Linked DNA regions of Homo sapiens: region 2 is linked to region 1. A link is an interaction called in ENCODE POLR2A ChIA-PET data of the cell type or tissue named here. Cell type or tissue: PC-3. All regions are shown on one strand. Each heading gives the region's core, and the rest is flanking DNA. Links, peaks and the distances in the headings are about the cores only. Region 1 overlaps PLA2G15 (phospholipase A2 group XV). Region 2 overlaps SMPD3 (sphingomyelin phosphodiesterase 3).

Region 1 (2,910 bases), core at 293-2,792:
CAGGCAGGGACTGGGACCAGGGCCCAGCCAGTCCACCCTGTGGAGCCAGTCCTAAGGTCACAGCAGTTCCACCATCAGCAGCATTCTTGCCATCCAGTGTCCCTTGAGTCTAGACTCTCATTTCTTCCTTCTTCACTGCCACAGAGAAAGGATAACAAACAGCACTTCCCCATGGCAGATGCTTCACAGTCCAAGACTCGGGGCCTTGAATGGTGAGTCACAAACTTTGCAAAACGCGTGGGCCATGACAGCCCCAGAGGCCAACAGCAGGTCCACGGCCGAGCCACAGGAGTCCTGTGGCACAGGAGTCAGGGCCCAAGGAGCACACGTTTCAGATAGGCCAGGGTGGTGGCGTTGGCCAGCATCTCGATGTGCTCGCTGCCTGGCAGCTCCTGCAGCAACACTTGGTGCTCCTGGCGGCTCTGCCAGGCCTGGCACTGCAGGGCACTCTTCAAGTTCACAGTACCATCGCCGTCACCAAAGCAGATTTTAGGGTCACGGTCAGGGAAGCTCTCATAGTAGAAGGAGTCTGGTGTGGGGACGCCAGTACCATAGAGGCAGTGCAGCTGCACGCCAGGTGGCATCGTGGCTTCCACCAGCCCTTCTGTGTCCTGCCGCATGAGCCAGCCATCTTCAAAGCCGATGTCCTGGAAGAACTTGCGGTAGTCCCGCAGTGTGTAGTTGATTGTGGGTGTCTGCACGAACACCTTCTCAGGTGACCATGTGTAGTTGTAGGGCAGCAGCCAGCTGGTGGAGACAGCTGACCGCTGCTGCTCCCGGATCTTCAGGGGCCCGATGACTGGGATCCGGTTGTTGTCTCCTGCAGGGAGAAGGCTCTGGTCAGTCTGTGCTTAGGAATGCCAGCTGGTTGGGCAGCATGTTCACCACCAGGCCCCTGCCAGACCCCAGCCAGGGGCCCAGTCCACAGTCCCGCATCTCTACCCGGTTATCATCATTGTAATCACTGTGACTCCCATCCCTGCCTTGGCTCTTTTTTTTTCTTTTTGAGACAGGGTCTCACTCTGTTGCCCAGGCTGGAGTATAATGGCATGATCACGGCTCACAGCAGCCTCAACCTCTCAGGCTCAACCAATCCTCCCGCCTCAGCCTTTGGAGTAGCTGGGACTACAGGTATGCGCCACCATGCCTCATGCCTGGCAAATTTTTCCTTTTTTTTTTTTTTGAAGTAGGGTCTCATTCTGTCACCCAGGCTGGAGTGCAGTGGTACAGTCTTGGCTCACTACAACCTCCACCTCCTGGGTTCAAGTGATCCTCCTATGTCAGCCTCCTGCATAGCTGGAACTACAAGCACGTCCCACCACGCCTGGGCTAAAAATGTTTCCACTTTTTATACAGATGGGGTCTTGCTATGTTGCCCAGTTTGCTTGCCTTGGCTTTTATTGTTTCTCTTTATTTTTGCTACATCTGGGAACCACACATCCAAGCTATGTTTTGTTTTTTTTGCTTTCCTCACCAGGGAGTAAGGCGGCACATACCCACAGGGTGATTTATGATGCTTCCTTGCCTGTAAACTCTACCATCCTCCAAGTGCTGATCAGGCCTGTGGGCACTGACCTAGTCTAAAGTGAGTCAGCAGGTTGGCAACTCGGAGATGACATGTTCTGCTTTCCCTTTTATGACACTGAACTGTGTACCAGTTTTTCTTTTCCTAAGCTCAGACCAGCGTTCAGCCAGCCGTGGCCTCATTCCACCCACTTGCATGTGCGCTGACCTGGGCAGCCAGGCGTGCTGGAGACAGGGCACGAGGGGAGGCTGCAGATGGAGGCGGAGTCCCTATACACAGGAATGTGAACAACACAAACACCCGGCAGTCAGGGAGGCCTCCAGGAAGTAAAAGCTGCAACTTGGGAACAGGGGCCTCTGGCCTGTTCAGGATCCATGGTCACCCATCACCCCACCCTGTATCTGAAAGCAGGGAGGCCTCTCAGACTGACTGTAGGGCCTCAGCTCTGCCTGCTGTGGCCTGGCTGGGGGACCCCTGAGGCAAGGAAAGCCCCTAGGGGTGCACGGACTTCCACCTCCCCGCACCACACACCCAGTCCTGGACTGCCAAGGCAGGACAGAACAGCTTCCCAGCCTTTGAAACAAAGCTCTAAGGGGACTCACAGAGAAACTCTGAAAGGGGCCGGGGCTACCTGTCTAAACTCAGGGTATGCCCACATCCGTCCCTCCAGGCCCAGGCTAGACCGAAGTGGTGGCTATAATGAGTCCTCACTAAATCTGAGTGTCTTCCAGCCAACTCAGAGTCACTGGGCCTGACCCAATCACAATGCCAGTAGACCAAGCAGGTCAAGCAGTGGCAGGCACTTGAGCTCATGAGATGCTTGGCACAGCCCTGGCTCATAGCTCCCAAAGTGAGGGTCCATAAGCCTCCCCCAAGTCCTAGCAGAGGGAGGAAAGCTCCCTTCTAGAGGAAGAAGCTCTACTCTACAGCTGCAGCTGGTGAGCTGCAACAGTCATGAAAAGACGGGGGAGGAGCCATAAAAGGGGTGGCTTTCCCAATTGCCAGGCAAGCAGGCCCAGCCAGATCTGCACCTGCTTCCTCCCTGTGTTGCCTACAGAGGCTCCGTGCTGCCCACAGATGGAGGCGCAACTCATAAATAAAAAACTGTAGTCTAGAGGCCAGGTGCAGTGGCTCATCCTTGTAATCCCAGAACTTTGGGAGGTCAAGGTGGGCAGATCATTTGAGGTCAGGAGTTCAAGACCAGCCTGACCAAAATGGTGAAACCCCATCTCTACTAAAAATACAAAAAAATCTGGCCGGGTGCGGTGGTTCATGCTTGTAATCCCAGCACTTTGGGAGGCTGAGGCAGGCAGATCCTCCTGACTTGAGGTCAGGAGTTAGAGACTAGCCCGGCCAACATAGTGAAACCCAGTCTCTACTAAAAA
Region 2 (2,910 bases), core at 161-2,660, 180 kb before region 1:
TTACTGCATTACTTCGAACAAACTCATCAGCAATCCCTGTTTAAAGAATTATGAGCTAATAAGAGGAAACATTTTCTGACTCAGGCTCTTCACATGTAAGAATGTATTTAATCCTCACAGTCCTGTGAGGTAGGTGGTGGCATAATTCCCACTTTCAAGGTGAGGAAACCAAGCTTTGAGGGCTTTCCCAAGGTTACACAGAAGGGGAAGAATTTAGGTTCCATCCTGGATCTCAAACTCTGGAAGTTCCTCCTTACCACTGTTTTTTCCCTATTGCTATTACAGAAATAAAACTGAACTATTGGATTATTCTATGTAAGTTTATAATCAAATGCCAGAGGAATAGGATTGCGGACCCACTAGGATTTAGACACAAATCAGTCTTTCCAAGTTCAGCAAGGATAGTGCCACCTACTTTATATCTTATCCAGCTTTGTTAACTGAACTTGGTTACCAAAGAATGGGGAAAGGGTAGTATAATGACCTTCATGACCAGTAGCCCAGGGGTTTCTTTCCACTGTGGAAAATTTTCACAGGAAGCCAAGCGTAGATGGCAACAAAGTGTTGTCATTGTTTTTCGTTTTTAAGAAAGGAAGGAAAAAAAACATGAGGAAGCTGTTATTTGACAAAGAGTACACATACAGCCAAAGAAATAGAGCTTATCTTTATTTCCTAGCAGCCTATTCCAAAGCTGAAGACACTCAGATATTGTTAAGAGATTCCTTCCACCTATTTGCACTCTCAGATTTTCATAGCAAAGCCTCTAACACCTAAATAAAATTTTCACTGTGTGGGCCTCAGCCAATCTCAGGAAAGCATCACATTCCTGTCCTTATGCCACCCAACCAAAGCTCTACCTCCATATGTGGCTGCAAGACTCCAGAAGGTGGGCAGGTTTGGGGTTTGGTGAATTTCAGACCACAAGTCTTGTCCTCCTAAAGTGGCAGTTCCAACTGCTCCAATCTTGCAACACACACAGGGGCCGGTTTCTGAGAACTCCCCATTCGATTTGGATGTCTAAAGAGGGTAGAAAGGAATGAACTTATGTTTTTTCTCCTCTCCCTGGGCCTCAGTCTGTACAACACTCAGATAAGGGGTTAGACTTTTAAGAAAAATTCTTCATATCAAGCTGAGTCTCCATTCCATTTTGAGTGATTCCTTCCCCTTCCAAGCTGGGGCTTCGCAGAGCTCTGATGAAAGGAGCAAAGGCTGCTACTGCTTTTCCCGAGGGCGCTTGGAAGCCAAGGACCCGGCACCCCATCTGGGTCTGCTCTGACTCATATGACTGCAGACAGATTTGATTGTTTTCTTATTTAGAGTCATTAATTAACTCTCCTCAGCATCAGAACAGCGTGTAATAAGAAGGAGGCCATTTGTGGGGGTCTCTAGGCAGCCACACCTAGGGCTGAGTACCACCTCCTTTGCACACAGGATCAGGAAATGGTTTCTAATCCTGGCTATAACCCTTTAGAAAGCTTAGATTGTTAAGATTTTAGGCCAATATGAGAAAGTGCAATTAATTGCTAAGGCTGTTGTGATCATTCTGGCAAGAACTGGGAGGCCCAGGAGTCCCTCAAAGGAGGACTGGATTTCCATTCATTCAACAGACATTTCTTGTGCCTACAAAAATGTGTCAGCCACAGCGCTGGGCACGGGGAACACAACCACAATGTGGGATAAGTCCTTTCTTATAGAAATCTTGAACGGAACAAGGAAACAGACACAGAAACCCTGAAATAATGTGTGCTGTAAGCAGAAAGAGCTTTAGAAATGGAAAGGATATTAATAATCATAAACCATCATGTCTTTTTAACATGAGGAAAGACAGCGAGGGAAGTTGAGGGCTGCTCTGGCCACAGCCCTGGTTAGTGGTTCTAAGATGGGGCTTAGAACCCAGATTTTTTAATGCCTAAAGCATGTTCTTTCCACTGTCCTAAACTGTTGCTCTGTTCATTTAATTACCCAAAGGATACATTTCCGTTAACATAGGCTTCTTTGATCCAATACCAATGCAAAACCCAAATTTTAAGTTGAAATAGCCCAGGCACGGTTGCTCATGCCTATAATCCCAACACTTTGGGAGGCTGAGGCAGGAGGCTTGCTTGAGGCCAAGAGTTCAAGACTAGCCTGGGTAACATAGTGAGACCCCGTCTCTATAAAAAATAAAAACATTAGCTAGGCATGGTGGTGAATGCCTGTAGTCCCAACTACTTGGGAGGCTGAGATGGGAGGATTGCTCGAGCCCAAGAGTTCAAGGCTGCAATGAGCTATGATTGTACCACCACACCCTAGCCTGGGCAACAGAGCAAGATTCTAAAATTTTTTTTAATTTAAAAAATTTTTAAAATAAAGTTGAAATAGAAACAAATAATAGAAAAAAATAGGAAAAGTAGAATGTCTGTCTATATATCTGTTGTCTAATATGGGGCCATAAGCACTTGAAATATGTCTAGTGGCAATTAAGATGTGCTATAAGTATAAAACATACACTAGCTTTTGAAAAATTAGTATAAAAAATGTAAAATGTTGCATTAGTAATGGTAATATTGATTACAGGTTAAAATAATATTTTAGATATATTAAGTAAAATATATTTAAATTAATTTCACTTGTTTCTTTTTACTTTTATAATGTGGCCACTAGAAAATTTATATTGTATATGTGGCTTGCATTTATAACTCACATTATATTTCTACTGGGCAGTGTTGTTCTAGACTGTTTCCATTTAGGAGGATATTTTCTTTATAAACTGAGGCATTTAGCAAAGTAGGTCTGTAATCAATTAGCCTGGGATTTGAATCCTGGCTCTGCTATTTGGGCTGCATAAACTTGAGCAAGTTGTGCCTTAGTTTCCTCACCTGCAGAATGAGGTGATAATAAAGCCTACCTCCTAGGTTTTGAGCTAAATCA

What was found. Peaks named below come from ENCODE experiments on the same cell type or tissue, not always from the same donor. Only the 100,000 strongest peaks of a DNase experiment are listed, where the experiment ranks them.
Region 2: POLR2A ChIA-PET joins it to region 1 with 5 read pairs; 4 of 35 experiments call an interaction of 5 or more read pairs at or near these places.

Annotation. Positions count from the first base shown.
Region 1 is chr16:68,257,056-68,259,965 of GRCh38, reverse strand. It overlaps PLA2G15 (phospholipase A2 group XV), which reads right to left. Exons shown (of 6, transcript NM_012320.4): 6 at 1-820. The coding sequence ends at 309. Among named protein-coding and RNA genes, the nearest start is that of SLC7A6, 6.0 kb to the left of the region's middle. In PC-3, for the core only: no CTCF peak of the experiment used is centred there; a DNase peak (open chromatin) is centred at 1,585; H3K27ac peaks cover 1,398 bases.
Region 2 is chr16:68,441,194-68,444,103 of GRCh38, reverse strand. The region is part of intron 1 of SMPD3 (sphingomyelin phosphodiesterase 3); the gene reads left to right. Among named protein-coding and RNA genes, the nearest start is that of SMPD3, 5.9 kb to the left of the region's middle. In PC-3, for the core only: no CTCF peak of the experiment used is centred there; no DNase peak of the experiment used is centred there.